2 separate regions of the Homo sapiens genome follow, and region 2 is linked to region 1. Evidence: chromatin loops called from intact Hi-C (ENCODE). Cell type or tissue: natural killer cell. All regions are shown on one strand. Each heading gives the region's core, and the rest is flanking DNA. Links, peaks and the distances in the headings are about the cores only. Region 1 has its middle 150 kb from the start of NDUFV2. Region 2 has its middle 84 kb from the start of NDUFV2.

The links. Hi-C counts contacts between places; a loop is a spot of excess contacts. Peaks named below come from ENCODE experiments on the same cell type or tissue, not always from the same donor. Only the 100,000 strongest peaks of a DNase experiment are listed, where the experiment ranks them.
Region 2: it touches region 1 in a loop (4-fold over the local background); 2 of 110 quality-filtered maps call a loop at or near these places.

Annotation. Positions count from the first base shown.
Region 1 is chr18:8,947,288-8,962,777 of GRCh38, forward strand. No RefSeq gene overlaps it. Among named protein-coding and RNA genes, the nearest start is that of NDUFV2, 150 kb to the right of the region's middle. RefSeq lists an enhancer at 1,330-2,102. In natural killer cell, for the core only: no CTCF peak of the experiment used is centred there; no DNase peak of the experiment used is centred there; H3K27ac peaks cover 430 bases.
Region 2 is chr18:9,011,263-9,026,752 of GRCh38, forward strand. It overlaps the pseudogene RPS4XP19. Among named protein-coding and RNA genes, the nearest start is that of NDUFV2, 84 kb to the right of the region's middle. RefSeq lists enhancers at 5,255-6,079, 5,804-7,003, 6,224-6,293, 6,454-6,563, 10,810-11,485 and a silencer at 5,674-5,773. In natural killer cell, for the core only: no CTCF peak of the experiment used is centred there; a DNase peak (open chromatin) is centred at 6,019.

The sequences.
Region 1 (15,490 bases), core at 2,935-10,934:
ACACAAAAAAGCAAAGAAATTTCTCCAACTGCAATCAGAAAAAAAGGCAGAAGGAGGCTGGGCGTGGTGGCTCACACCTGTAATCCCAGCACTTTGGGAGGCCGAGGCGGGCAGATCATGAGGTCAGGAGATCAAGACCATCCTGGCCAACATGGTGAAACCCTGTCTCTATTAAAAATACAAAAAATTAGCCAGGCGTGGTGGCAGGCACCTGTAGTCCCAGCTACTTGGGAGGCTGAAGCAGGAGAATGGCGTGAACCCAGGAGGCAGAGCTTGCTGTGAGCTGAGATTGCGCCACTGCACTCCAGCCTGGGAAGACTCCGTTTCAAAAAAAAAAGGCAGAAGGTGAAGCCAGAGAGATTCATAGCATGAGAAAGACTCAATACACCATCGGTGGTTTGAAGAAGGAAAGGGCAACGTGACAAGGAATGCAGATGGCCTTAAGGAGCTGTGAAAGGCCCTGGCTGACAGCCAGTAAAGAAACAGGGACCTCAGTCCTTCAGCCACAAAGAACCAAATGCTACCAACAACCTGAGTGAGCTTGGCAGAGATTCACCCGCAGAGCCTCGAATGGAATGCTCCCCTGCTGACAGCTTGATTTCAGCTTTGTGAGACTCTAGGCAGAGGACCCAGCTGAGCCCCACTGCACCCACCCTTTGAACCTACAAAACTGTGAGATAACGATGGATATCGTTTTAAACTACTAAATTAGTGGCAATTTGTTAGGGCAGCAATAGAAAACCAATACATTGGTTTCTTAAACACTTAGTTTCTACCAGTGTATTAGTTTTCCATTGCTGCCCTAACAAATTGCCACAAATTGAGTGGCCTACAGAAAGGTGGTTTGGCTGGACGTAGCATCCCTGCATCATTTTATCTAGTGCTGACTGCAGCATGAATATGGATAGGAATGTCGAGCGTAGGAGAAAAGACAAGAAGACAAGGAAGGAGGTGAGGACGGGGCCATGAGGACTGCTTCAATACATGGCCAGACGGAAAGCCACCAATAGGAGGAGGAGCCATGAGGCTCAAGAAGAGGAAGGTAGTGCTGTGTTACGGTCATTGCTTTGATCAATGCTGTCTCAGACAACAGAATACACTCTAGCTAATTTAAATAAAAGACATGTATTTAAAGTCACTAGCAATTCATAGAATTGTTGGGAAAAGCAAGGACACAGAGGCTAGGCTGAGCTTCCAGGAATAAGTGTCAGAGGAGCTGCTGCCTCTGCCATCATCAGGGAGTCATCGATCTGGAAGCTACATCCCTGCTCTTGGCTGGAGAACCTTCCTGCCCTGCTGCGATGCACAGCAGCAAAAAGTGATGCCTCCAGCCCTGCCTCCCTGCCCAGCATCTCAGTTTCAAATGACAGTCCCAGAGAGGGCGCCTGATGGGTGGAATTGAAACCTCAACTGGAAACAGTGGAGAGGGAATATGGAAAATGTCATTTTTAGCTTTCTCTCCACTGCCAGGAAGGTATGCAAAGCAGGAATAGAATGAATGCTGAATGAGTCAGCCCACAGTATCTTCCTCAGAAGGCAAGGAAGGCCAGTGTTTGAAAGAGGGAGTGGTTAGGCTGGCAGTGTCAGATGAGGCTGAAAGAGACAACGAACCTTTCCGGAATTTAGTAATGACAGGACACCTAAACAAAGCTGAACCAATGCATCACAGAAGTGGAGTCCTTGAAGAATGAATATAAAGTGAGAAAACGAAGACAGTGCCTATTATCAAGTGTTTCCAGAAACTTGGCTGTGTAGAGGTGGAAAGAGACAGGGCGGAGCTGCAGGGGTGAGGGGTGTGGAGGGACAACTCAGAGTCAATTTCCCTTCCTCTCCTTTGACTCTGATTGGTTTGGTTTCCAGATGTCTAAAAACCGATGAGAAAGTCCTTTGCGGGGGGAGGGGGTAGATATAAAGATAAAATAGATCATTCAAAGGGGAAAAGGGCTAATCCATACAGTGAGATTTCCGAGAAGGCAGCAGGGGTGGGGCAGGGAGGCCCAGAGCGCAGGTGGAGAGTGAGCCTGGTGTGGAGTTAGCCACTTCTCCCCAGAGGAAGGCAAGGATGTGGAGGGTGAAAGCGGGCTCGCAGACACGGTAGGAGAAAGACAGGCACAGCCATCTGGTAGCTTCTATTTTCTCTGTGAAGTGGGATGCTCAGTCATCGGCTGAGAGGGAGGAGGAGGAGCGGGCAGCTGAGAGCCAGGAGAGGGACAGCGCGATGGGTCCTCTGGAGAGTGAGAGGGCGAGGGGGGCCACAGACACAGCGAGGGGGGAATATCACACCCCCTGAGCATGGCAGGACCTGCGCGCTGGGGTGTGGCTCTCCTGGAGCAGAGAGAAAGTATGCACACACACACACACACACACACACACAGACACAGACACACAGAAACACAGACACACAAACACACATACACACAGAAACACAGACACAGACCCCCACACACGGACACACAGACACACATATATGATACTTCTTGTCTCATCTGGGATGGGGTTTTTGCCAGATGGGTACAACACTAAGAAAAAATGAGCTTGGGAGTTGGTTCTGTGAACACCTAGCTGGTTTGAGAAGAAAACAGAAAGGTGAGGGCTGAGGGAGTGGGAGAAACAGAGGCCGCGGCACCACTCCCAACCAGGTGGCACCAAGAGCCAGCGTGGCAGAGGAGGGGGGAGGTGCGGGAAGCAAACTGCGGGAGAAGAGGTCGCACTGAGAGAGTGCCGCTGCTGACTTAGGGATGTGCAGTCTTTTGAATGATTGCTATTTTCCAGATCCTGTAATAGACTAAATGATACCCCAGAGAAATTCGAATAATAGTGATGACACGTCCACAGGGGGCAGATTTACCAAGAAACCTAAGCTGTAAGGCCTGTCACCTGTAAGCCCTGGGAGGGGCCCTAGCAGTTTTTATGTTTGTTATTTTGCATATATGCACAAGCTTCAGGGACAAAACTTAGGTCCACCCACGGGCCCCTCCCCAGGCCTTGGAAAAGGACATGCACATAAGGAACACCACAGTCAAAGTTTCCTCAGCATCACGCCATCTCCATCCCGTCATGACATCTAACTGCACTGAAAGAAATGAGCATCTAGCTGAGGTTAAGTTTCTGCACATGTGCGTATGTGTATTGCATAGACTTTAAGGTGGCCCCATGACCCCTGTGACTTGCTCCTAACCAACAGAATATGACCAACGTGATGCAGTGTGACTCTCAGGATTATGTAGTTATATAAGACTTGGTCTGTTTGAAAGATTTGAAGAAGCCAGCTACCCTGAGGTCTACATCTTTCCACAGCCTTGGTGAGTTTGGATGGAGACCCTTACCCATGGGAGTCTCGAGATGAGAACGCAGCCCTGGTCAGGACCCTGATTGCAGTTTTGCTGAGGACCCAGCTAGGCTGTGCCCAGACACCTGCCCCACAGAAACATAATAAATGTGTGTTGTTTTAAGCCATTGAGTTTACGGTAATTTGTTATGCAGCATAAAAAAATGGATACAATAAGTAAACATAAGGATAATAGTCCTTGCTTTGCTGGGTTGATGTGAGGATTGTATGGGATATGTGAAGGTGGTGCTATGGTGTGAATGACTGTGTCCCTCCCTCCAAAATGCAGGTGTTGGAACCTAATCCTCAACGTGGTGGTAGGTTTACCACCTGAAGCAGAGAACAGCCCTCACCAGATACTGAACCAGCTGGTGCCTTAACATTGGACTTCCAGCCTCCAGAACTGTGAGATGTAAGTTTCTGTTCTTTATAAATGACCCAGCCTCAGGCATTTTGTTATAGCAGCAGGAACAGACTAAGATAGTGGCCAACACAATTCCAGGTGCCTGGTAATGCTTCCCTTCTGCCCCTTCAGGGACAGAAGTTCTAGAAAGAAGCAATAGGTCTAGTGAGAAGCAACTCATCCCAACTCTATTAGAGTTGACTTAGAGGCCCAGGCCAATTTAGTTGGTGGGACAGTAAGTGTTTTAGAAGTAGACTTGGGTTCAGATCATGGCTCCATTACACCCCAGCTGTATGATTCTGGGGAAGTGTTGTGCTGGACCCCTGTTGATTCCAATAGGGATGGTGCCCTGTCCGAGAGGCTGAAGAAGAGATCCAGAGCTAGTAGACCAGACTGTTGATTGAGGACCCACATACGGGGCAGTCCAGGAACGGGGGGCTAGACATGAGAACTGCTATTGTTTGAAAAAGCATGCAGTTTATATGGCAATTTTCACTTCCCACCCTCCATCTATCAACCTCTGTTTAAACCAAAACAAAGGCTTCAATCCCCTGTACACCTGTGTTCCAAGGAATGGACCAGGGGTTCGGATGTCCCTCATAGATAAGGAGTGAGTCTCTGGGTTGGCCACTCCCAGACACACATTCTTCTTAGACCACAGGGTCATTCTCAGGGTGTGCTTAAGTTACTGCTGTCAGTTGCATCTGCCATACAGGAAGTCACTTAACCACCTTGACTGGTGCAGTCTTCACCTGCAAAGGAAACATGTACTTAACTTCCCAGGGGACAGAGGAAACCAAAGCAGATAAAAATACATAGAAACCATTTTGTGTAGTCGCTGGCATGGAATAAGAGCTCAACAAAGGTCCTTTCCCTTAGTCTCTTGCATTTCAGGACCACAAACTCTCCACCTGGAAGCCCCTGTCCTATCCTGCTGCACCCCTGCACCGCCCTGCTCATCTGCCCTTCTCCACTCTTCTCTGGAAAACCCTCCTGCCTTGGCCCAGCTCCATTCTTTCCAGGGCTCCTTCTTAGAGGATGTGCTTTGGGAAGGAGCTCGTTAGTGCACTCAAACCAAGGGGTTCACAGTCCATGATTTAATATGAGGGGTTCCCTGGGGCACTTGGCTTTTCGCAGGGCTTAAGCTTTCAACCTGAGGATGAATCTTTAATGACAGTACTTCAACACTTGGGACAGAACCCTAGGGGATGGTGATGAGCAGTCGGTCTTCACTATGCACTTTGGACCCTGCACTGAGCCCCATGGCCTACTCTTCCTGGGCTAAGCATTGTGCTGGAGTGGACGGGACCATCAGCCTGAAACCATGAACACACCCAGTCACTGGGCAGAAATGAGAGGTGGCACACACTTCCGACCCAGCTGCTCAGAGGCGAAGTGATATTTCACGCCTGAAATGTTCATCTCATAAAACTCTTAAAATATGCTAATTAATGGTAAACTGGGCAGATACTTTTCTGTTAAAGAACAGATTACAGCACTAAGTGACCCAGGGAGATCACATTCTAAAATGGATGCTCCAGACTAAGGTAACTTGATACGCTGCCCTTTTGACCAGAATTTGCTGGGAAAGAAATAAACCATATCATCATATAGTTTGTGGTATGTGAAGGTGAAGTGCGTTAGTTTCAACAAAACACTGAGGCACAGGCTCTCAAAATGAATTTTTGTATTGCTTCCTAGAGTGAAAAGTTGTTGGATAGATGTAGTTTGTATACTAAAATATTGAAATTTCTGGGGCATTTTGCTGTATTACAGAGACAAGTAAAATAGTAAAAACTGGAATGGTTTCAGAAACACTAGAACATATGGTACCCATCCTAGCAAAATTCATTGCCAACGCAGAAACCAAAAATAATTGGAATTTTTGGTGAGGTGAATTTGGAGACACTGCCAAAAAATGGACTCTTCCCATCTCTATGCCTTCTGCTTGCGGTCTCTGGCCAAATGCTGTCCATGGATGAAAAACAAGGTTTCCCAGGAGGTTGCTAAAGTAGACGGCATCATGCAGTAGGACGGCCTTGCCCTGCTGAGGAGAAATGACAAGGCACATATGGTGCTCATTCCTGCAAACGTCAACTCCTTATTTCAAAACCAAAAAATGAAATAAAATGCTTTTCAAACATTTATGCACAGATCAATCGAGAATGTGGTTCCAAGGATGTGAGTAGGATGCCGTGAAGCGGTTGTCAGAGTGTCCTGCATATCCCCTTGATATCTGGACTTCTTCTAGCTGGTGGTGCAGCCAGGGAACTGACTCACGATCACTGCAGGGCAGCATGCCTTTCAGCTCACACCAGGAAGACTCTGCAGATTGAGTAACTTTCTTCCAAGGGGCTGTTAAACTTTAGATCCTTCGTGACTCACAGAGTGAAGTCTCACAATAACCAAAGTTTAGACAACAAAATATCCTCAAGAGCACTTATGATTTTTACAAAATATGCAGCCTCTTTGCCTTTACCTTTAAGTGGCCATTGGCTGTATTAGTCAGAACAGGCTAGGTTATGCTGCAGAACAAACAGGACCTGGAATCCTTCAACAAAGGTATAATTTTTGCTCATGATATTTCTCCAGCACAGGTGAGCAGGTATTGGGGAGTAGTCTGCTCCACATAGCCACTCAGGAACCCAGGCTAAATGAGGCTTTGTTGTCTGTAATGTGGCCAGTGGCCTAGGCAACAGAAGAGCCTGCACAGACAGCTCACATCTATAGTTCAGACCAACAGGGCCACATATTACTTCTTGTAGTCCATTGGCCAGGACTACTCAAATGACCCCATTTAATGGCAGGGAGGTTTGACATGTAGTCTTTCATGTGCCTGGTGGAGAGAAGCACTAGTAATATCTATTAGATTTTAGTATTTCATCCACTTACTTGAGCCTGTACTAAATTCTAGACCTTGTGGTGGATATAGATGCATATAAAGTACATTAATTGCCCTCAAAATCTGAAGACACTATATCTCAGGATGGAAAAAGTGAGGTTTGAGACTTTGACCACCCATACTCAAGCAATTACATCATTTGGAATATCTCTCTCCCAAAAGATGGAGAATGATTGCCCAGAGGAATGATTGCCCAGAGGAAGACAGACTGGACAATCCCTGACGCGCAAATCCAGAAATTTCATATGACCCCTACCATCAAAGGGCTCAGCAAGCACCCTCTTACTATACCTGCCAGAGCGCAACTACTGTGCCCTGGCAATCAAAGCGGGGTGGGTGATGCAGTGTTCAGAGAAGGATGAGAAAAAGAGGACTATGTGAAAAGCAAGAATATTCTGATTGATGACATATTTTAGGCTCTGAGGCAGGACTGGATCTGCTGTCTGTCAGGCCTCAGAGCCCAAGCTAAGCCATCATATCTCCTGTGACCTGCACATATACATCCAGATGGCCTGAAGTAACTGAAGAATCACAAAAGAAGTGAAAGTGGCCCGTTTCTGCCTTAACTGATGACATTACCTTGTGAAATTCCTTCTCCTGGCTCATCCTGGCTCAAAAGCTCCCCCACTGAGCTTGTGACCCCCATCACTGCCAGCCAGAGAACAACCCCTTTTGACTGTAATTTTCCTTTACCTATCCAAATCCTATAAAACGGCCCCACCCCTATCTCCCTTTGCTGACTCTCTTTTCGGACTCAGCCCGCCTGCACCCAGGTGAAATAAACAGCCTTGTTGCTCACACAAAACCTGTTTGGTGGTCTCTTCACATGGACGCAAGTGAAACTGTCATGATGGTTCCTCTGTTTTTGTAGGGGTTTTTTTTTTTTTCTTTTTTGAGATAGGGTCTGGCTCTGTTGCCCAGGCTGGAGTGATCATAGCTCTAGCCATGGCATGACCATAGCTCACTGCAGCCTCGAACTCTTGGGCTCAAGTGATCTTCCTGACTCAGTCTCCTGGGCAGCTAGGATCACAGGTGTGCACCATCATGCCTGACTAATTGTTTTTACATTTTTAAATTTTTGTTTTGTTTTGAGACAGAGTCTCGCTCTGTCACCCAGGCTGGAGTGCAGTGGCGAGATCTCCTCTCACTGCAAGCTCTGCCTCCCCGGTTCAGGCCATTCTCCCGACTCAGCCTCCCGAGTAGCTAGGACTACAGGCACCCACCACCACGCCTGGCTAATTTTTTTGTATTTTTAGTACAGATGGGGTTTCACCGTGTTAGCCAGGATGGTCTCGATCTCCTGACCTCGTGATGGGCCCGCCTCAGCCTCCCAAAGTGCTGGGATTACAGGTGTGAGCCACTGTGCCCAAATTTTTAAATTTTTATAGAGATGGGGTCTCTTTATGTTACTCAGGCTGGTCTTGAACTCCTGGCCTCAAGTAGACCTCCCATGTTGGCCTCCCAAAGTCCTAGAATTATAAGTGTGAACCATCACTCCTGGCCCATGATGGCTTCTCTGAATGCTGCCTTTTGAACTTTTTATCTTGTCTGAAATTCAACTGATTTGAGATTCATCTTGGTTATTGAGCACCTTTTTTTCAAAACATGCATATTTCCCAGAGGACTCTGAAGCTAATAGCTATTGAATGTGAACCCGTTCAATCAGATACCTTTCCTTTCTAACACCTAACTTTTGGGGATAGGGGTTTTACTGAGGATCAGGTGATGGCAAGGCTACTTGGGGTGCCCGAGTGAAGGGCTTGGGGTACCACTAATAGACTAGGGTCCTAAGGAAATAACATCCAGGGATGGCCAGGAAGCAGCCCTCACCAGATCCCAGATATTCCAACATCTTGATCTTGGGCTTTCCAGGCCACTTTTGGGTTTGCAATTGATGCCTTCTCATTGCATTTTCACAAGTGAAGAGCTGAGAGTGAGCAAGTTCTCATGTCTCTTCTTACAAGGGTGTTAATCTCATTTGTGAGGGCTCCACCTTCATGACCTACTTACCCCCAAATCCTCCTCCTAAGATCATCACGTTGGGGATTAGGATTTCAAGATATGAATTTCCAGAGGACACAAGCATCCAGTTCATAACAGGGCTGGTAAGGGTTACAGTTGGAATTGAGGGTTACTGTTGGAATTGAGGGTTCCATGCTCTTTCCCTAGTGACACCTTCCTTCTGGTCACTGACCTCACCCTCACTCTTGCAGTTGTGGCCTCCAGGTGTCCAGAGCCGACTCAGGACAGGCCTATGAGGACCAGCATTCTCTCTCTGACCTTGTAGTCAAATGGGTCTTGAGAGGCCCAGCTCTGAAATCTCGTTTCTACAGTTGTTACATTTCCTATGGCATCTGAAAGGAAAATAAAATCTCTGGACCCCAAACTCGCTAAGCCAAAGGGAAACATTAAGCTGGGAACTCGGTCAGGCAAACCTGCCTTCCACTTTGTTCCTAAATAGATAGCTACAAGATAAAAGGCTACATTCTTCCCTCACAATTTCCTCACAAGGAAATCTCTTGTGAGCCCCAATATCTTTACCCTAAGACAGTTCTGTTGAATTTCACCCTACAATGTATTAATAAATTAGAAGCTAATCTTCTACAGAAAGAGAACAAAAACCAAGAACTAAAAGCCATCATCCCTCTGTTCAACTGAGAGGAATGCATATCTAACTGCTTCCTCTACTTCCTATGTTTATTTTACCTTATGTAAAAATGGAGATTAACTGAGCACAAGATAAATGCATAATTGACTATTCCTCTCCTCCCTCCTTTCACGTGAAAAAAGTGGCTTCACTGATCAAAAGACTCAAAGGAATGCAACTGTTTGCCTCTTTTATCTACTCTTTCCCTTTCTTTTCCTCCTTCCTCTTTCACCTACTGCCTGCTCTTTTTCCCTTTGAATATTGAAGTACCCAGACCCTCTTTGGGAAAAAATCACGGAGCACAGATGTTTCCTGTGGTTTTCTGTACCTTTTTTTTCTCTCGGGCATGTCTTCAACCTTGGCAAAATAAACCTCTAAAAATGATTGAGACTTGCCTCAGTTATTTTTTTTGGTTTACAGTTAAAAGGCTCACCAAACTCCAAGGAGCTTGCTCACAATGAATCCAGGGAAGAAATTCAACTGCTCATGAAAGCCTGCTCATGTAGTTAATCTCTTAAAGATAGGCAAGGAGTGGTTTTTGTTGTTTGTGTGATCACTCTTCACTGCAGCCTCAACCTCCCAGGCTCAAGTGATCCTCCCACCTCAACCTCCTGAGTAGCTGAGACTGCAGGTGAACACCACCATGCTTGGCTAATTTTTAAATTTTTTGTAGAGAGGGAGTCTTGCTATGTTACCCAGGTTGGTCTCAAACTCCTGGGCTGGAGCAATCCTCCTGTCTCAGCCTCCCAAGGTGCTGGGATTACAGGCATGAGCCTCCACACCTGGCCTGTGAGGAATCTAAAGGTGTTGCTGTAACAGACAGTTCTGGGATACATGACTATAAAACATGTGAGTGTTCTCAACCAACTGTTTGGGGTGAAAAATTTGGAGTCTGACTTAGTGCATATTCAACACCCCCATTTCTGTGCTTGACAAATACTATCTATTTTTCTGCAACAGATTTAGCTTGTTCAAGTCTCCATGTTATCTGCTGAAATTGACTAGGAGTGGGTCATTGCTTCTGCAATGAAATGTCGCCATCCTAGGCTCTGAAATAACACAAAGTATATTATGAGTAGACATCACTTTTTTGGTCACAGTTTGCAGGTAGAACACCTGGATTCCCCTAGGTTTCTTCTAGAACTGGATCTGCCACTGGGTATTAATTGCTGGAGACATCATTTAACCTGTTTGGATTTCTGAAAGATGAATGCAATGAGCTGCAGGATATCTGTTTGCTCAGCACTCTAGGATTCTATGATCTCTAAAGAGTCAGCATAAGAAGACCATTCAGGATAAATGTGAAGTTTTAGACCATTTAAATTCAGAGATACAGTGTCCTGGCCAACTTTCTGCTGCTTGGGTTGACATCTGGCATGCTATTTTCCATTTGGCACCTGTTTGGGTGTGTGATCAAGTATTCTAGACAGAATAATTTCTCAGAGCAGCAGAAAGGCAGTCTTTGGTTTTCCAGTGCCTTGGAAGGCAACAAACACAGGTTCAGGGAGCAAATAAATCATTTAATGTTGTCCTGACCTGTTCTTCAGGAGGACCAGATCATCATGACATGGCCTCCTAAAACATCCTTTCGAGGGCAAAGGAGACAGAAGAAAGTGACCTCCTAGCAACTGCCTGTGCAAAGAAGAGACTCAACAAAAGAAAAGACTTCTCTCATGAAGACCCAAGAGCTTCAGGGTCAGAATGAGGATAAGAATTTGGTACTGCTGACATTTCTACACCTACTCTTCTGTGCTTTTGCCTTGAAATCTTGAGAACTTCCCTGCTCAAAGATAAAACCTCATACACTACATGAAATTTCTTTGTTTTTCGGTAACTCTTTCTCTTTGGTCAGATTCAAGCTGTTTTGAGATACCCAAACTACTGTTTGCTGAAGTCAACTCAATAATTAAAAACAACAACAAGTGATATCAATTATTTGACACTATACAGACAAAACAACCTACTGCATGAATTATAGGCTACTTCTACCACTGCCCAGATGAAATGGGATCAAAGTGGACACTTGCCTACTTCCAAACTTAGGTAAAAATGGAGACAGACAGGGTGACAAACAGGAAAGCATTTTGACCATCCATATATGTGGCTCTGTTTCAACAGTGTTTGCCATATACCACAGGCAGCTACAAGTGATGTTTCTCATTGTAAATATATTCTTCAGATTGCAAAAATATTTTGCTCTTTGGTTGTTTTTATTTGATGGATTCAGTGCCATGTGCCACAGGCAAAGCCCTGTGCTAGAAGATGAAGAGGCACAGATGATTATAAAGCAGAATCCCAGCTCCCAAAGAACAGATGAGGGAGGAACCGAAATATTTAGAGAATATTTGTATGTGTGAAGAACCTCATTACCATACCACTGGTTACAAAGGAAGTCCATGGGAATCCAGTGGGGGCAGGAGCTTGGACTGAGAACGGTGGGCCACCCATAAGCCGAGACACAGCAGGCTGAACACAGCAGGGAGGTGCTGCAGGGAGGGAGGTGAGAGGAGAAGGCACTCTCCCTGAGCACACCCCATCAGTTTTGAAGGTATGCTTACACAACCCTTGTGAAAATCATGATAAAAAGATGTTAACCAGGCTGGGCGTGATGGCTCACACTTGTAATCCTAGCACATTGGGAGGCCAAGGTGGGCAGATAGTTTGAGACCAGGAGTTCAAGACTACCCTGGCCAACATGGACAAACCCCATCTCTACTTAAAATACAAAAATTAGCCGGGCGGGGTGGCACATGCCTGTAATCCCAGCTACTCAGGAGGCTGAGGCACGAGGATAGCTTGAAACTGGGAGGTAGAGGTTGAGTTGAGATTGTGCCACTGCACTCCAGCCTGGGTGACAGAGTGAGACTGTCTCAATCTCAAAAAAAAAAAAAAAGATGTTAACTGAAAGTAAGAAAACAGGAGCATGAGACAAGTGGAGAAAGATCAAGAGTGATGCATTTTTATGTTAATTATCCCATCCCAACTGAAGCGCAGGATCCACCCCCTTCCCTGTCCTCACCTTATTGCAGGCTAGTTCTTCCTAAACACTTCACCTGACCGGGCCTCTCAGGGGAGGGAGGATGGTGCTGAAATATTGAAAGAGATAACGGAGGGCTAGGCCGAGCAATGCCAGCACCGCAGGGAGTACTGAGTAGCTCTTTGTGATTGGAATTTCTGGAGTGCACCGGAGAATAGCAGAAGATAAGGTTGGAAAGGTAAATAGAGATCTGACTTTAGAAAGCTGGACATTTCAGCTTAAGTGCTTTGGACTTTTCTCAGTAGTCAATGGAAAATTTTGATCAGGGAATCAAAAGCACAATCAAAATAGTGCTTTAATAATAGGAACGCCTTGAGTATATTTAAGCATATGTTTACTGATTAGCTACTTGGCAGAAAGCCTTGGGTCAGCAGGAAAGAGACAAATATTCAAAGCTCAAGGGTTAGCAATTAGCATTAAGACCCTTATTGACCGGCTACTCAGCTGGCACTGGTCACCTACTCTTTTGAACTACAATTACCATCTCATGTGCAATGAGGGCTAGGACCAGGTAACAACATTACAGACTCTCTGGGATGGAGTCAGCAGATAATGAATGGCAAATGCTCAGGACACGTTTCTTATTAGAAATGATGACAAGACTAGACATTTTTTTCTTTTTTTGAGACAGAGTCTCGCTCTGTCGCCCAAGCTGGAGTGCAATGGCGTGACCTCGGCTCACTTCAACCTCTGCCTCCCGGGCTCAAGCAATTCTCATGCCTCAGCCCCCCAAGTAGCTGGGATTACAGGTGCACACCACCACACCTTGCTAATTTTTGTATTTTTGGTAGAGACGGGGTTTCGCCATGTTGCCCAGGCTGGTCTTGAACTCCTGGCCTAAAGTGATCCTCTTGCCTCGGCCTCCCAAAGTGCTGGGATTACAGGCGTGAGCCACCATGCCTGGCCTGAGACTAGAAATTATAAAGGAAAGTAAGGGGAACAAAAACCAGATTTGTGAACCCTTGATTTGTACTCAATTTTTAGGGAGTATTTACAGAGCAGGGAGTAGAATTTGTGCATAATTTGCATATGTTTGTGCAGAATTTGTATTTGAGACAGGAACAGTATGTGGGAAAAGTTATTATGTCTGTTTTAACGCCTATTCCAGCATGAACATATTTTAAAACCCATAGAAATACATTTTAAAATCATAAATAACAGCAACAAATAAAGTCTTTTGATAGGTTTATTTCCTTCATTTGCCAGAGTAATTACGGTAATTCCCAAATGACCAATTTGAACAACGAAGCCTCTTGTTAGTAGGGTCAAAGTCTGGATCCGTTAACAGCGGCATTCCTGTCAAAATCTGATCTTTCCTCTAAGTGCCCAAATAGCCTAGGTGTACTAGATACCATTCTTCATGTCTCTAATACGTGCAAACAGACCTGACAACTATTTCAGAACCTAGAAAGGCCAGCCAAAAGTTAGTCATTAACTAAGCAGGATAAATCTTAATCAACTGAATAAATGCAAAGTATGTAACATTTTAAGTAAAACAAACAGGGTAGAGTTAACCAAGAGCCCTTACGGGAGGAAAAAAATCATTATTTCTTCCTTCGGGTGAGGCAAAAACCGTTTCTTTAAACTTGAAATGCAAAGAGCATTCATTTATATATTTCAGGATTAGATTCCGGTCTCAGACTGATATGCATTTCTTAAATGTGTCTTACATTTTCCCTGTTGAGAAAGTGGGTGAATCAGAACTGACTCAGGCCAGACACACCACAGGGAGAACAGGTCAGCACTAGAGTGAGAATGTCTAGTATGCTACCTTTATTCTGTATTACTATGATCCATGTCTATTTTGTGTTAATTATTGCTTGTCCAAAGGGACCACCAGAAAAATCTGTTGATCAAGCAAATCTAAGTATATTAGACCTACAGCAGTAAGGGACAATACTACAGTGTCAGTCTTAGAAGTGTCTCAAAACAGAGAAATTAGGAAAGGGTGTTGGAGGGTGTTATGGCCCAGATTATATGATTTTAAGGCATGTCTTGCAAGGCAAGAAACGAGATTGGGCAAAATTAAGATATAATAGTCTTGAAGAGGTGAACACAAGAGGGTGAGGGTCTTTTGTTTTGGTTTGTTTTGAAACAGAGTCTCACTCTCTCACCTAGGCTGGAATACAATGGTGCCATCATAGCCCACTGCAGCCTCGAACTCCTGGGCTCATGCTATCTTTCTGCCTCTGTCTACTGAGTAGCTAGGATTACAGGTGTGGCACCACAGCCAGCTAATTTTTTAGTTTTTATTTTTGTAGAGATGGGTTCTCACTATGTTGTCCAGGCTGGTCTTGAACTCCTGGCCTCAAATAGTCCTCCCATCCCAGCCTCCCAAAGTGCTGATACTACAGGCGTGAGTCACTGTGCCCCACTGAGATGAGGGTCTTGAAGTGAGCCTTTATGAGCAGGCTGTTCATTTTTGTAAGAAGCTGCTTTAATTGGTTCACAGCGTTATCTTCCAAGAGCAAGAATTTAATGGAGCAGGTAGCAAAGTATTGCTCCCAGCATTGTCTAACGCAGGAGCAGGTCTCACAATCAGACTCCATTCCTCCACCTTCTCTTCTAGCACTGAAAGTCTTTGCTAATACACATCCCTGAAGTCAGGAGGAAAGGAGGCATGGCTCCTCAGGGGGCACTTGCTGCCTTGGTGGGTGCGGGGAATCTGCAAGCATCTGCCAGCTTAGTGGGAACGCTAGGCCTTCCTAGGGAGGAGTGGGCCAGCTCCACAAGCCCATGGGATTGAGCAGGGTGTACAGTCCAGATCTTCAGAGGCATTCTGGTAGCCAGGACCTACACAGCCCTGTCCCATATTTAGGATCCTAGGTTTTCCCCACAGGGGCCCTGACCTTTGCGTAACAGACCTGCCTTGGCCAAGCATTTCAACCTCTCTGGAGCTCCATGATTCTAACAATCAGGTCCTCAGCCTGCCTCTCAGCTGTGTGTCTGTTCTTCCTCTGCAGGAGATGGAGGCCTCTTTGTCAGCTGTCACAGGGCCCTGCATAAACAGACCCTTGTCTCTCCTTCCTCTGTGTGCATCAAAACAGCTTAGTGAGATCCAGCCCACTCTGCCTTTTTTTGTAGGCATTTTTCCACCCGTATTGTTAAAATGCCTGCATCACGGCACACACCACATCGTCCCCTCCCGGAACATTTGCCAGGCCACTACGGTC
Region 2 (15,490 bases), core at 3,001-11,000, 64 kb after region 1:
AGGGGCCAAATGATTTTTAAATTTATATTTTTGAATCAGGGGACTCTTTTTAAAAAATGAAATATTACACTGAATTTCAATATACAAATGATAAAGGTGGAGCCCATTGAGGTGAAGTGAGGGAGATGGCAGGGGGAGGATAGCGGGAGAGAAAGCCCCTCCCTCAGCTCCTGGGAGCACAGATTGAAAACCACTGTGCTATGGGGACCGAAGGAGAGTTAGCTACCTGTGAGGAACTCCCCATCGAGTGTGACAAATGCATAAACACGCACATACAGCTGGGAAGGCAGGGCTGTGGTGGGAGTGGGTGTTGGAGCTTCCAGAGGGTGTCACAGGAGCAAGAAACATTGCATGTTGGGAGAAATGACACGTGCCAGATGGAGGGAATGAAGAAGGCCGTGATGGGGGAGCAAGAGATGCAATGGAGAAGTAGAGAATGGTCAGATTATAAAAGACCTTGTGTGCCATTCTAGGGAGTCTGGATTTTGTCCAGGCTTTTCCTAAAGGCTACAGCAGACAGAGGGATCAAAGCAGAGGCAGGACAGGACCAGGTTCACAGATTATAGGAGATGGCAGTCAGGGGGTGGGGCAGGGATACAAAAGCACCAATTATTGATCCAGGGGAAAGACTGGATCAACAGTTGGCATATCAGTTCCTTTTTGTACACGCTGTGTCATTCTGTCCTAGGTTGGGTTTTGTTTTGTTTTGTTTTGTGTTTTGTTTTTTGTTTTTTGTGTTTTTTTTGAGACAGAGTCTCACTCTGTTGCCCAGGCTGGAGTGCAGTGGCGCAATCTCGGCTCACTGCAACCTCCACCTCCTAGGTTCAAGCAATTCTGCCTCAGCCTCCTGAGTAGCTGGGATTACAGGCACACACCACCACGCCTGGCTAATTTTTGTATTTTTAGTAGAGACAGGGTTTCACCACGTTGGTCAAGCTGGTCTCAAACTCCTGACCTCATGATCCGCCCGCCTCAGCCTCCCAAAGTGCTGGGATTACAGGCGTGAGCCACCGCACCTGGCCTGTTCTGGTTTTTTTAAGACCCTCATTAAGCTTCCTGTCCTGTCTCTGTCTATTGCCTCTGTCTCTATAACATTTCCAGAAAATTCATGTCTTCTGCCTCTCTCCAACCTAGAAAACTGATGGAAACGGGACCACCGATGGAGTACTTCCACTGTAATCTTATGAGTCTATTCTTTCTCTCATTGGCTAAGAAGAATTGCCTACATGATTTCCACATTATTTCTGTCATAAAAGCAATGAAAATCATATTTATTTACTTATCTAGAGAACAGAGTCTGGCACATAGTAGCAGAAATTCAGTAAATACTTGTCTTAGTCCATTTGTGTTGCTATTTAAAAAAATACCTGAAGCTGGGTAATTCATAAAGAAAAGAGGTTTATTTGTCTCATGGTCCTGCAGGCTGTACAGAAAACATAGTGCCAGCATCTGCTTCTAGTGAGGCTTCAGGCTGCTTCCACACATGGTGGAAGGCAAAGGCAAGCTGGCATGTACAGACGACATGGTGAGAGAAGAAGCGAGAGAAAGAGAGACAGACAGACAGAGAGGAGAAGGTGCCAGGCTCTTTTCAACAACCGATTATCTTGGGAATTAAGAGTGAGAGCTCGCTCACTCCCACCAGACAGGCACCAACCCATCCATGAGGGATCCTCCCCCACAATCCAAACACCTTCCACCAGGCCCCACCTCCACTGGGGATTAAATTTCAACATGAGATTTGGTGGGGCCAAACAAACCGTATCCAAACCATAGCACATATGAAGTGAATAAAGGAATGAAGGAATGAATGAATGAGTGAAAACTAGGGAATCTTGACAATCTGACATAATGATTGCTAAGATGGCCTTTAAGTAGGGAGATGACACTATAGAGATGATATGAATGATCCAGGGTAAGTGACTGAGCTTTTAGCTGTTTTATCAAGAGAAAAGTTGATTTAGTGTAACTCACACTACTTGAATTCAGATCAGAAGACCTGCCTTTTCTGATCTTGGCTACGATCACACACTTGCCAGATTAACATTTCTGGGCCTCAGTTTCCTCATGTGTAAAATCATGAAAAATGGCCAGGCACAGCGGCTCACGCCTGTAATCTTAGCACTTTGGGAGGCTGAGGCAAGTAAATTGCTTGAACTGAGAAATTCAAGACCAGAGTGGGAAACATGGCAAAACCTGTCTCTACAAAAAAAAAAATACATAAATTAGCCAACATGGTGGTGCACACCTGTAGTCCCAGCTACCTGGGAGGCTGAAGTGGGAGGATCACTTGAGTCCAGGAGGTCTAGGCTGCAGTGAGCTGTGATGGCTCCACTGCACTCCACCCTGGGTGACAGAGCAAGACCCTGTCTCACAAAAAAAAAAAAAAAAAACATGGAAAATAATACCTACACCGGGCGAGGTGGCTCACGACTGTAATCCCAGCAATTTGGGAGGCCGAGACAGGAGGATTACCTGAGGTCAGGAGTTAAAGACCAGCCTGGCCAACATGGTGAAACCTCATCTCTACAAAAATACAAAAATTAGCCAGGCATGATGGCAGACACCTGTAATCCCAGCTACTTGGGAGGCTGAGGCAGGAGAATCACTTGAACCTGGAAGGTGGAAGTTGCAGTGAGCCGAGATCGCACCACTGCACTCCAGCTTGGGTGACAGAGGGAGACCCTGTCTCAAGAACAAAAAAAACAAAACAAACAAAAAAAAAACATGAAAAATAAGGCCTACCACCTTGCCGCATTGTTGTCAAGTTTCATGCGTCCAGGGAACACTAGGAAACAATTCTTTACTTTGTTCTTGGGTGATAGAGAGGAATGAGAAAAAGAAGGCATCTCTGTGACTGGACTATTTTATTCATTCATTCATTATCTATTCCCACTTGGAGATTCACCTTCCAGAATTCTGGGGCAAACCTGAAGAGCTTTGTGTTCAGTTTCAACAAGTCAACTCTCCATTGAAATGTGAATGAACTTTGTGGAGAGACCTTTCTATGGCAGCCTACTCTTATACTGGGCCCATGAGGCCAGTTCAAGGCCATGGACAGTTGTACATTGTTGAATACTGCACAAGGACATTACACCTAAGGGGACTTTTCACATTGTAGGCATGTCATGTGTATTTATCGTGACAGTTTCCTGGCATATGGAAGCAACATATCTTGTACTACCAAAAATCAGTATATGGTAGTAATTTCCCAACAAATACAAATACAATTTCCTAAGGAAGATATCCCGTTGTCCATTAGCATAAAAGTACTGCACCATACCAGCAGGTGCACCTCTGAGATCTGCTTGTCCCCACCTGATGTCTGTGCCTCTGCTGCTTATTCCAGGAGCAGGTGCAGTTGCCACACCACCACCCAGCACTCAGCCTCCCCTGGCAGAGGAACATGACCACCATTACGTCCTCTGTAGCTACAGCCCCAGCACCCAGGTGGGAGTCAAGCAGACCCCCACGGGCTTTGACTGCCCCGGGGGGCTGCCCAGAGGAACACAGAGTAACACACTCAGAAACATGGGGGAGATAACACCCCAAGGAAGGAACATGGACCAGTGAGAGTTGGGAGATGGGAGAAGCTGACAGATAAATGGCTCATTCAAGCTTCCCATGGCTTCTTGCGCCATTCCAAGAGCAATGGCTCCATGCAGCCTCTCCAGAGGTTCATGTCCTTGTGAGATGGTCACCAGCTTTTTCTTACACCACCTCTTATCTGTGTTCCCTCCTTCCCACCTCACAGCCCTCGCCCCTCACCTTGGTGCTCTGGGATTGCCCACCTCCCGCCAGCCCAGTACATTAGTGCTGTGGGCTGGGGAGCCTGGGTCACCATACACTCCACTGGGCTGATGGCCTCCCTGGGCCAGTCTGTGTGTTACAGATGTGCATATAAACACAAGCCAGATTTGATCGGGCGCGGTGGCTCATGCCTGTAATCCCAGCACTTTGGGAGGCCAAGGTGGGAGGATCACTTAAGGGAAGGAGTTCGAGGCTGCAGTGAGCTGTGATCACGCCACCGCACTCCAGCCTGGGTGACAGATCAAGACCCCCATCTCTAAATAGATAAATAAATAACAGGCTGAGAGGGGTGGCTCATGCCTGTAAGCCCAGCACTTTGGGAGGCCAAGGTGGGAGGATCACTTAAGGGAAGGAGTTCGAGGCTGCAGTGAGCTGTGATCACGCCACCGCACTCCAGCCTGGGTGACAGATCAAGACCCCCATCTCTAAATAGATAAATAAACATCAGGCTGAGAGGGGTGGCTCATGCCTGTAATCCCAGCACTTTGGGAGGCCAAGGCAGGAAGATTGCTTGAGCCCAGGAGTTTGAGACCAGCCTGTACAACATAGTGAGATCTCATCTCTAAATTCTAAAAAGTATAAAAATAAATAAATAACACAAGCCAGATTCCAAGCAATTGGAAGTGTTTTTGAACCATGCAAAGAGAGAGGAATTTGCCCCACTAACCACATGGAAAACTTTCCTAAAACTCTCATTTTGATATGACTTTTCCCCAAAGCCCCACCCTCCAGTACAGCTGCTCAAATTTCCCTCTGGTCCCTCCAGTACCTCAAAACCCTCCCTTCGCATCCTTTCTCACACTAAACCAGAGCTGCTCACCTTTTAACTTTCGTTACCTGGCTCCAGCTCTGGCTCTCCCTTTATCATACACATTTCTCATTGGAATGACCCCTTCCCACCCACCTCCAAGAGAGGCTGGGTGTGTAACCCCGCAGAGAATCACATCTCCTTAGGAGGGGAGAAGGGAGAGTGGTTGGTAAGAATTATAATTTAACATAATTGTTTTGGGCCTGCAGGAGTTGATCACTAAACGCTACAATTACTTCTGTCGACTGAAGGAAAAAAGATCAAGCTTTTAAAGAATTAAAGTTAGTTTTATTCAGAAGTCTCACTGAGGCCTACAGCCCAGAAGCAGACCTCTAGAGAGGTTCCATGAGACTACACCGTGTTTCAGCTCTATGCTTATATACAGGTGTGGAGGTTTAGTATCTGCAAAATCTCATCAAACTTGCTCAGAAGTTACACTGGGCGTAAAGTGCACCTGGTTATAGATTACATAGGCATAATCACTAACTTGCCAAACATGATCTTATGTATAGGAAAAGGCAAGGACTGGGGCCGTTTATCTTTTTTTTTTTTTTTTTCTTTTTTTTTTTTTTTGAGACAGTCTTGCTCTGTTGCCCAGGCTGGAGTGCGGTGGCACAAACATATCTCACTGCAGCCTCAACCTCCTGGGCTCAAGCGATCCTCTTGCCTCAGCCTCCCGAGTAGCTGGAACCACAGGTATGGGCCACCGTGGCTGGCTAATTTTTCATAGAGATTGGAGCAGGGATCTCACTTTGTCACCCAGGCTGATTGGTCTTAAACTCGTGGGCTCAAGTAATCATCCGGCCTCGGAGTCCCAAAGTGCTGGGATTACAGGCGTGAGCCACTGCTCCTGGCCTCATTTATGTTTTAAGGAATATAGTGACTCAGGCAAGAGAGTTGGGGGTCGTGTGCTGTAGCCTGTTTTGTCCTCAAAGCGTCTTTCCCCAGAGCTGCAAGTTGCCAGGGGTCTGGGGCTTTGTGAAATTCTACTGCAGGCAGAAAGGAGGCACGTGGCTTCTTACATTTGCTACTTTGTCTTACATTTCTATTGTTATAATCCCTCCAGGCCCTCTCACCCGACTTGACCTTGAGACTAATGGGTGTGTTGGAAAGATGCTGGCAAGGTCTGAGGGCACAGCCTGTGGCGGAGGCGGGGCCAGGCAGGCCTAGCCCCTCAGCCAGGCCGTGAGGCCCAGGGCCCTGCCGGGTGGGCGCTCTCTGGGAACTGCACGCAGAGGTGCCTCGTACCCCCAACCACGCCCCACAGGGACACCTGAACCTCCAGAGGAAGGAAATGAGTCTGGAGGAGCCGTAGACGAAAGAGATGCCGCCTCCTGCGGCTGGGATCACTCACAGATGCCTCAGGGAGGCGGCCAGCCCTGAGTCACGCTGAGCTCTGAGCGGGCTGTGACTCAGCGCGACCGCGGCCCCTTGGCTGCGCCTGGGTTGATTTGCGCCCCGCTTGTTTTCTGCAGAAGACAAGGCCGTCTCGGATTAGACTGCTCCTCCTAAACAACCAGCAATTGTTTTTCTTCCTCAAAGTGCAGTTTCCCTCTGGCACAACCAAAAATAAACACAAACCAGGCTCCTGCCAAAGGAGGGGCAGTCCCTGGGGCGCCCACCGCACGCATGTGAGAGCTCGCAGGCCACCTGCCAATCATGAATCTGTTAAGGAAGCGGCCACGAAGGCAGAGAAACCTCTCCCATCGCAGGTTGCGCTGCGATGCACAGGGGCGCTGACTGTTGAGTTGGCGCTCTGTTTATTTCCCCAACTGCCTCCTCTCAGGTTCCGTCCCAACTGCTGGACTCACTGCCGCGTGGGCCTGAGCACATTTCCTTGGCACATTGTCCTCGGTGGAAGTTTTTTCTTCTCGATTTGGTGAGTCAGAGCTGGCTCACACACAAACACCAAGCAGCAGCCTCAGGGACTAAAGTGCTTTAAGGACACGAGGACCTATCCTCCCTCCCCCTATCTCAGTGAGGTGGGCGCAGAGTTCCTGAAACCTGGCCCAGTGCAGTTCATTTGACAGGGAGAGGCTGAAAATGCAAATCACCCCAGCGTAAGTGAGTGCACAGCAAAGACCACGACCTGGCTGCAGCTTATCCTAAAATCCTGAAGTCAGGGAACACCGTGCCCACAGGAAGAGCTGGGCAGCCTGAACCATACTAAGATGTCCCAGGGTGAACCGGAGCCACTGGTTAGTCACACTGACTTCACATTTCCTTCGTGAGAAGGAACTGAAGACAGATTCCAGAACTTGCTGTGTGTAGAATGTATAGTTCATTGCATGTAAGTAAACTCATGTGGTTCCGAATCTATAGGATCAATTCAGCCATTTTAGTGTTATGTCCATGACATCTGAATTTATAAAAATCTAAGTGTCCCTAGCTAGAGATACCTGAAACTAAACAGGCCCTACTTACTATTCATTTTATTTTTGAATAGATAATTCACTCATATATTCAGATATCAAATCCTCATAAAATGATATACATTAAGAATTCTCACTTCCATGCTGTTCTCATTCCTCTCTGCCCCCATAAGCAACCACTTTTACTGCTTTTTAATACATCCTTCCAGTGTATCATTATGCAAATATAAACAAAAATTAATATACTTCTGTGGTTGTCAGAATAATGGCCTCCCAAAAATGTCCATGTGCTAATCCCCAGAACCTATTAATTTGTTACTTTATGTGGAATAAGGACTTTGCAGATGTGATTGAACTGAGGATCTTGAGATTGGAGATTATTCTGGATGACCCCAGTGGGCCCAATGTAACCACAGGTGACCTTCTAAGGGGGAGGCAGAAGGGTCAGAGTCCGAAAAAAAGAGAGCTTGGAAGATGCTATACTGTTGGTTTTGAAGATGGAGGAAGGGGCCATGAACCAAGGAATGCATGCAGCCTCAAGAAGCTAACAAGGCAAGGAAATGGATTGTTTCCTAGAGCCTCCAGGAAGGCAGTGTTCCTTAGACTTCTGACCTCCAGAACTAGCAGTGAATAAATGTGTGCTATTTTAAACCACTAAATTAATAGTAGTTTGTTACAGAAACCACAGGAAATGAACACAACTATTTCCACCTTTTTCTTTTTTTAAAACTGTTATTTTAGGTTCAGGGATGCATGTGCAGGTTTGTTATATAGGTAAACTCATGATATGGGGGTTTGTTGTACAGATTATTTCATCACCCAGGTACTAAGCCTAATACCCAGTAGTTATTTTTTCTGATCCTTTCCCTCCTTCCACCCTCTGCCTTCAAGTAGGCCCCAGTGTGTGTTGTTCCCCTCTTTGTGTCCACGTGTTCTCATTATTTAGCTCCCACTTATACATGGGAATACATAGTATTTGGTTTTCTGTTTCTGCATTAGTTTGCTAAAGATAATGGCTTCCAGTTCCATCCATGTTCCCAAAAAGACACGATCTCTTTCTTTTTATGGCTGCATAGTACTCCACGGTGTGTATGTACCATATTTCCACTGTTCACAATAGCAAAGATATGGAATCCACTTTTTTCTTAAATGAAAGTTAGCATACCCTGTATAGGGTAACCCAAAAGCCTTGGCGGAACTTTAGGCATGAATAACTTCAGAATTATAAATGCTACAAACAACATCACTTGGAAGTTGTATTATATAAATCTCTTTTACACTTATTTAGTTTTGTGAATTTTAAATAGTACATTTTATTTTTTGTTTCAGTATCTCTGATCGAAGATAGAAAACAATAGTGAAACAAAAACATTAAGTTTAAAATTTATTATTCCAAGTTCACAAGACTAAATAAGTGAATAAGAAATGTATACAAGGCTGAGCATGTTGGCTCATGCCTGTAATCCCAGCCCTTTGGGGGACTGAGGTAGGTGGATTGTTTGAGCTCAGGAGTTTGAGACCAGCCTAGCAACATGACAAAAACCTGTCTCTACCCAAAAAAAAGAAAATTAGCCAGGTGTGGTAGTACATGCCTGTGGTCCCAGCTACTTCAGAGACTGAGGTAGGAGGGTCGCTTCAGCCCAGGAAGTTGAGGCTGCAGTGAGCGGTGGTGGCACTACTGCACTCCAGCCTGGGAAACAGAGTGAGACCCTGTCTCAAAAAACAATAAAATAAAATAAAATAAAAAGCTCTTTCCATGCCTAATGCTGTCATGGTTGTGGTCCCAAGAAGCATCTGAAATGGGCAGCAGCTCCATAGCATTTGATGCTGGATAAATTGACCCGCGTGTTTGCTCCTCATCGATCCACCCATCCCCACAAGCTAAGAGAGTGTCTCTCCCTCATCTTTTCATAAAGAACAGACTTAAGAATGTCGGACATGAGATGAAGTAAAGAAGATTTGCATGCACAGTTTCATTAAGATCAATGGCAAGGTCTGAACTAATGTAACCTACCCTGCTGGATTCATGGACGTCATGAGCACTGACAAGACGGGAGAGAATTTCCATCTGATCTGTGACACCAAGGCTCCCTTTGCTGTACATCGTATTGCACCTGAGGAGGCCAAGTACAGGTTGTGCAAAGTGAGAAAAATATTTGTGGACACAAAAGGAATCCCTCATCTGCTGACTCATGATGCTCATACCATCTGCTACCCTGATCCCCTCATCAAGGTGAATGACACCATTCAGGTTGATTTGGAGAATGGCAAGATTACTGGTTTCATCAAGTTCAACACTGAGAACCTGTGTATGGTGACTGGAGGTGCTAACCTGGGAAGAATTGGTGTGATCACCAACAGAGAGAGGCACCCTGGTTCTTTTGATGTGGTTCATGGGAAAGATGCCAACAGCAACATCAACAAACCCTGGATTTCTCTTCCCCAAGGAAAGGTAATGCGCCTCACCATTGCTGAAGAGACAGACAAGAGACTGGTGGCCAAACAGACCAGTGGATGAAATGGTCTCTGGGTGACATGTTAGATCTTTGTAAGTAAGTAAATATAATATGGGCCAGGCGCGGTGGCTCAAGCCTGTAATCCCAACACTTCGGGAGGCCAAGGCAGGGTGGATCACCTGAGGTCAGGAGTTTGAGACCAGCCTGGCCAACATGGCAAAACCCCTTCTCTACTAAAAATACAAAAATTAGCCAGGCATGGTGGCTCGTGCCTCTAATCCCAGCTACTCGGGAGGCTGAGGCAGGAGAATCACTTGAACCCGGCAGGCGGAGGTTGCAGTGAGCCAAGATTGCACCACTGCACTCCACCCTGGGTGTCAGAGTGAGACTCCGTCTCAAAAATTAATTAAAATAATAATCATATGGCATGATTAATCTAAAAAAGAAAGAAATGTATACAATTAAGTTTTCAAATCATGTTTCTTCTGTGTTTATAGTACTTGTACTTCTAACGTTATAAAAGTTTCGAACTGCAGTAAGACTTTTGGGATACAGTGGATATTGCTCAGCACTTTGATTTTTGTCAGTGAACAATATATCCTAGGGTTTTTGTGTCAATACGCAAGGGCCTCTTTTTTTCTTTTATAGTTGTACAATGTCCTCTCCTGTTGGTGTACCACAGTTTATTTAGGCAGCCCTCTATTAATGGATACGTGGGTTGTTTTTAATTATGAAGTGTGCTACAGTGGGTAATCTTGTACATATATCATTTTGTGTTGTGCAGGTAGATCTGTAAGTAAATTATCAGAAGTAAGGATGTTGGGTCAAAACCCTACTCTTTAGAAGCAAGATTTGCATGAGCTTATTTGCAGGAAAGAAAAAAGAAGCAATAATAGGATGTTATAGATTGTTGGTAGATTGTGGTGGAGAGTGGTAGACTCTGGCAAAGATGGCTACAGTCCCGTCTCTGTGTGTGCTCCGGTTCACTGTGACTTTGTCGCTCCTATCATCAAGAGGTCAAGTTTATTTATTTACACATTTATTTTTATTGACACATGTTAGATGTACATATTTTCAGAGTACATGTGATAATTTGATACATTCATATAATCAAATCAGGTAATTGGGATATCCATCACTTTTTTTTTTTTTTGAAACAGGGTCTCTCTCTGTCGCCCAGGCTGGAGTGTGGTGGCATGCTTAGGCTCATTGCAGCCTGGACCTCTCAGGCTCAAGCGACCCTCCCACTTCAGCCTCCCCAGTAGCTGGGACTACAGGCTTGCACCACCACACCTGGCTAATTTTTTGTATTTCTTGTAGAGAAAGGGTTTCACCATGTTGCCCAGGCTGGTCTCAAACTCCTAGGCTCAAGCAATCCACCTGCCTTGGCCTCCCAGAGTGCTGGGATTATGGATGTGAGCCACTGCGCCCGGCCAATATCCATCACTCTAAATAATTTTCTTTTCTTGACGCTAAGAACATTCAAATTATTCTCTTCAAGCTATTTGGAAATATATAATCAATTAATGTTAACTATAGTCACCCTACTGATCTATCAAACATCAGGTCTTATATCTTCTCTCTCGTATATATTTGTACCCATTAATCAAAGGTTAAGTTGACTTCCTGACTCCTGGAATCTGGGCTGGCTAGTGACTGGCTTTGGCTAATAGAATGTGGAGAAAGTGATATTATAGGACCTCCATGCTGGAGCCTCGAGAAAAGGCCTTGCGGCTCCCTCTGTCTCCTTCTGAACCCTGAGTCCTCCATGAGAAGCCTGGGTGCCTCCACCAGGATGACAGAGCCAGAGAGTCAGAGAGCCAGCAGCCAGCACAAGTGGGAAGGCCGTCATGGACCATCCAGCCCCACTGGAGCCTGTGGATGACATGGAAGTGACCCCAGGCCAGACAGCAGGAACCCCGAGCCAAGCCCAGCCCAGTCATCAACCCAGAGGCCTGCTGTTGTTGAAAGTTTTGAGGTGCTTTATTATGCAGCAATAGAAAACCCATGCCTCAGGGAAGTAGTTTCTCTTCACAAAACTTATTTGAAAAGATATACAGTATGTTAGTCACAGCAGGTAAATAACTTTCAGAGTAGCCTGTGGACTGTCAGAAATTTTCTGAGCAAGTCCAATTCAGCTCATCTTGTTTAGCAGGGAGTGTAGGAACTATGGATCCATACCTCAACCCTGAGCACGCCCAAAACCTGGCTGACTTACCAAACTATCTCACTTTCACAAAGAGACAACGGAAGGCTGAGTGTGTGTCAGAGGGTGGCTAGGTGAAGGGGTCCCCACCCCCGCCCCCACCCACTGTGAGGCATTGCGTTTCACTGCTGGGCAGCTTCCAAAAGGGAAGGAAATCCACTCCTACAGCATCCCTTCTGACACACATTAAGGCTCTTCTGAGTTCAAAAAATCAGGAAAATGAAGAGTCTGAAAGTGGCCTGTTTAGCTTAATCAGGCTCAAAGGAAAAAATATGTTTGATTTCCATTTTTGAACTAGTATACCAGAGTTTTCAACATCAAGAAAATCAATTTAATGTGTTGCAACTAGTATTTTTATTTTTTTATTTTATTTTTTCTTTTTGTTGTTGTTGTTGTTGTAGCATTTATTTATTTATTTATTTATTTATTTAGAGATGGAACCTCACTCTGTCACCCAGGCTGGAGTGCAGTGGGGTGATCTTAGCTCACTGCAACCTCCACCTCCCAGCTTCAAGCAATTCTCGTGCTTCAGCCTCCGGAGTAGCTGGGAATATAGGTGTGCGCCATACTCAGCCAGTTTTTTTTGTATTTTTAGTAAAGACAGGGTTTCACCATGTTGGCCAGGCTGGTCTCGAACTCCTGACCTCAGGTGATCCGCCCACCTCAGTCCTCCAAAGTGCTGGGATTACAGGCATGAGCCACTGCACCTGGCCTGAATTTTTTTTTTTTTTTTTTTATTGTTCATTCTTGGGTGTTTCTCGCAGAGGGGGATTTGGCAGGATCATAGGACAATAGTGGAGGGAAGGTCAGCAGATAAACAAGTGAACAAAGGTCTCTGGTTTTCCTAGGCAGAGGACCCTGCAGCCTTCCGCAGTGTTTGTGTCCCTGGGTACTTGAGATTAGGGAGTGGTGATGACTCTTAACGAGCATGCTGCCTTCAAGCATCTGTTTAACAAAGCACATCTTGCACCGCCCTTAATCCATTTAACCCTGAGTGGACACAGCACATGTTTCAGAGAGCACAGGGTTGGGGGTAAGGTCACAGATCAACAGGATAAGAATTTTTCTTAGTACAGAGCAAAATGAAAAGTCTCCCATGTCTACCTCTCTCTACACAGACACGGCAACCATCCGATTTCTCAATCTTTTCCCCACCTTTCCCCCCTTTCTACTCCACAAAACCGCCATTGTCATCATGGCCCGTTCTCAATGAGCTGCTGGGTACACCTCCCAGACGGGGTGGTGGCCGGGCAGACGGGCTCCTCACTTCCCAGTAGGGGCGGCCCGGCAGAGGCGCCCCTCACCTCCCGGACGGGTCGGCTGGCCGGGCTGGGGGCTGATCCCCCCACCTCCCTCCCGGACGGGGCGGCTGGTATTTTTAAAAATCATATTTGTACACTCATGTTCATAGCAACATTATTCATAATAGCCAGAAAGTGGAAGCAATGCAATGTCCATCGATGAATGAAAGGATAAACAAAATGTTATTATCTATCTATCTATCTAGATTATGTGTGCATCCAGTGGAATATTACTCAGCCTTAAAAAGGAAAGAAATTTGGACACATGCTATAACATGGAGAACCTTGAGGACATTATGCCAAATGAAAGAAGCCAGTCACTAAAGGACAAATATGATTCCTCTTATATGAGGTACCTAGAGTAGTTAAGCTCAGATGCAGAAGTAGAATGGAGGTTACCAGAGGCAAAGGAGGGGAGATAGGGAATTACTGTTTAATAGGTATGGAGTTTTGGATTAGGAAGATAAAAAATGTGCTGGAGATGGATAGTGGTGATGGCTGCACAGCAGTGTGAGTGTAATTAATGCACAGAAGCATACACTTAAAAATTAACATGGTTCTTTTTATGATATAAATATTTTACAATAAAAAATAAAAAGAAGTGGAATAAAATATAGGTTGCATAGATGTGTTTATTGTGTGAAAATTTATCAAGATCTACACTTATAATCATGTACTTTTCTGCCTATTTGCTATGCTTCAATAACAGAATTAATTATTAAAAACCCAAATATAATAGAAGATGTCAGAATGCATTGCCCATAATAAGGGTAAGTGTTGTTTTGTGAAACTTTTGTTATAGTTAGAAGTGTGTGTATGTGCACACACACGCGTGCTGCATCATGATATTAAGTGTATTTTGGATTGTGGTTTTTAAAAAATTGAAGAAACGTTATGCTGGGGCTAGTCACCATTTCTTAGTGTGCAGTTCCTTCCATCTTGAATTTGATATGCTTTTCCCAGTGGAAGTAATTTAATTTTAACATTGATCTATTCAAGCAGAAAAATCCTTTCCCTGGGGTCTTTTCATCATAATCATTTTTCTTCATCTGACTGCCCACACTAACTAGATTGCATATGCTAGATTAACCAGTAAATTCATGAACAGACTTTATCATTTTGCTCCATGGACTGTTCATGAAAGCATTAGCAGCGTACATCATGATGAGAGATTATGATATGAGCTTTATGCTTCAATTCACAAAAACTACAGTTCCTTTAAACCATAGGGTGTTGGAATTTTAAAATTCGTTGGTGGTTATGGTTCTAAAGCTCTTGTGCTCATAGGAATCTCCTTTGTAACATCTAAAACAGTGGGTTGTTCATCCAGTGCTTGAACACTTCTGATGACAATAAGGCATCTCAGCCCATTGATTCATTGCTGGGTAGCCTCCAACTCTAGAAAGCTTATAAGGGTAGTTTTATGGCAGAATTAGGTGGTGAATCACCCTGGAGCCCGAAGAGGCATCTGTGATCAGCTAAGCCTTGGTCAAACAAACAGGTGCCTGGAACCATTTGTCATCCACATTTCAAAGACATCCTTCATGGGGCATGTGTATTGGTTTAAAAGGGTGCACTTTAATTTTCTGTGTCTTTTAATAGAATGGAGCACTTAATGCCAGGTACTTCTAAAACAGGAGAGGAGGCATTTCTTTAGGTATTGTGAACAAAGGATCAGTGACTGCACACTGATGAGTCCTTTCTATCTTTATGGTCCTGGGGAGAAGACTCTCATGACCATGGGGCATCTTTCTCTTGGATCCATGTGGCCCCTGCTCCCCACACCCTCCCTGTTACAGAGGGGGAGTGGGGAGTGGGGGCCCTGAGGTGCCCCAGCAATGCCTATGGCTGATGGGTGAGTCTAATTCTAGGGATCAGTATTTGGAAGTCCACTTGATTATATAAGCCACATCTTCAACTATCAGTTTTATCCATAATGAAGGTAGTATTTTGGCCTTCCTTTGCCTTATTTTTTTGACTTTAAGCATGTTACTCATTAGGCCACTGGAATGCAACAACATAGACTTCTATATCCAACTGGCTAAAGAAAGCTGCACAACTGGGCAGATTTGTGAAACTCCAAGTTAGACCCCAACCCTCTATGGCTATTTCTCAGCCCTTTTACCTGGCTTTGGCCAATTTCCTTTCCCATCCTCCTCACCACTTATTCCAAATCTTCCCCAATCATCAAGTCCCTAGTCCCTGTGCTTACTGCCAGCACACAACATCATCCCTCCGCCCTCAAAGAGAAAAGCGAGATGCCAGTGAAATAGATCTGCTCCCTCTTTCCCTTTTATGAAAGCTTCTCTTGGGAAAATAGAGAAAATGACAAGTCATAGACATTCTAAAATTATTAGACTTACAGGCAGGAGGAAAAAAATCTTTCTGTGGTTATCTTCAGTTACCAGTACACTGTGCAAGAAAAATTAAATGAAACAGTAGACAAAGTAAAAACTAGAATAGAGGAAGAAAAGAATACAAGAAAAAGAAGTAGACGAGCCCTCCCCCAAAAAGATACAATTATTTCACAGCTTTCTTGT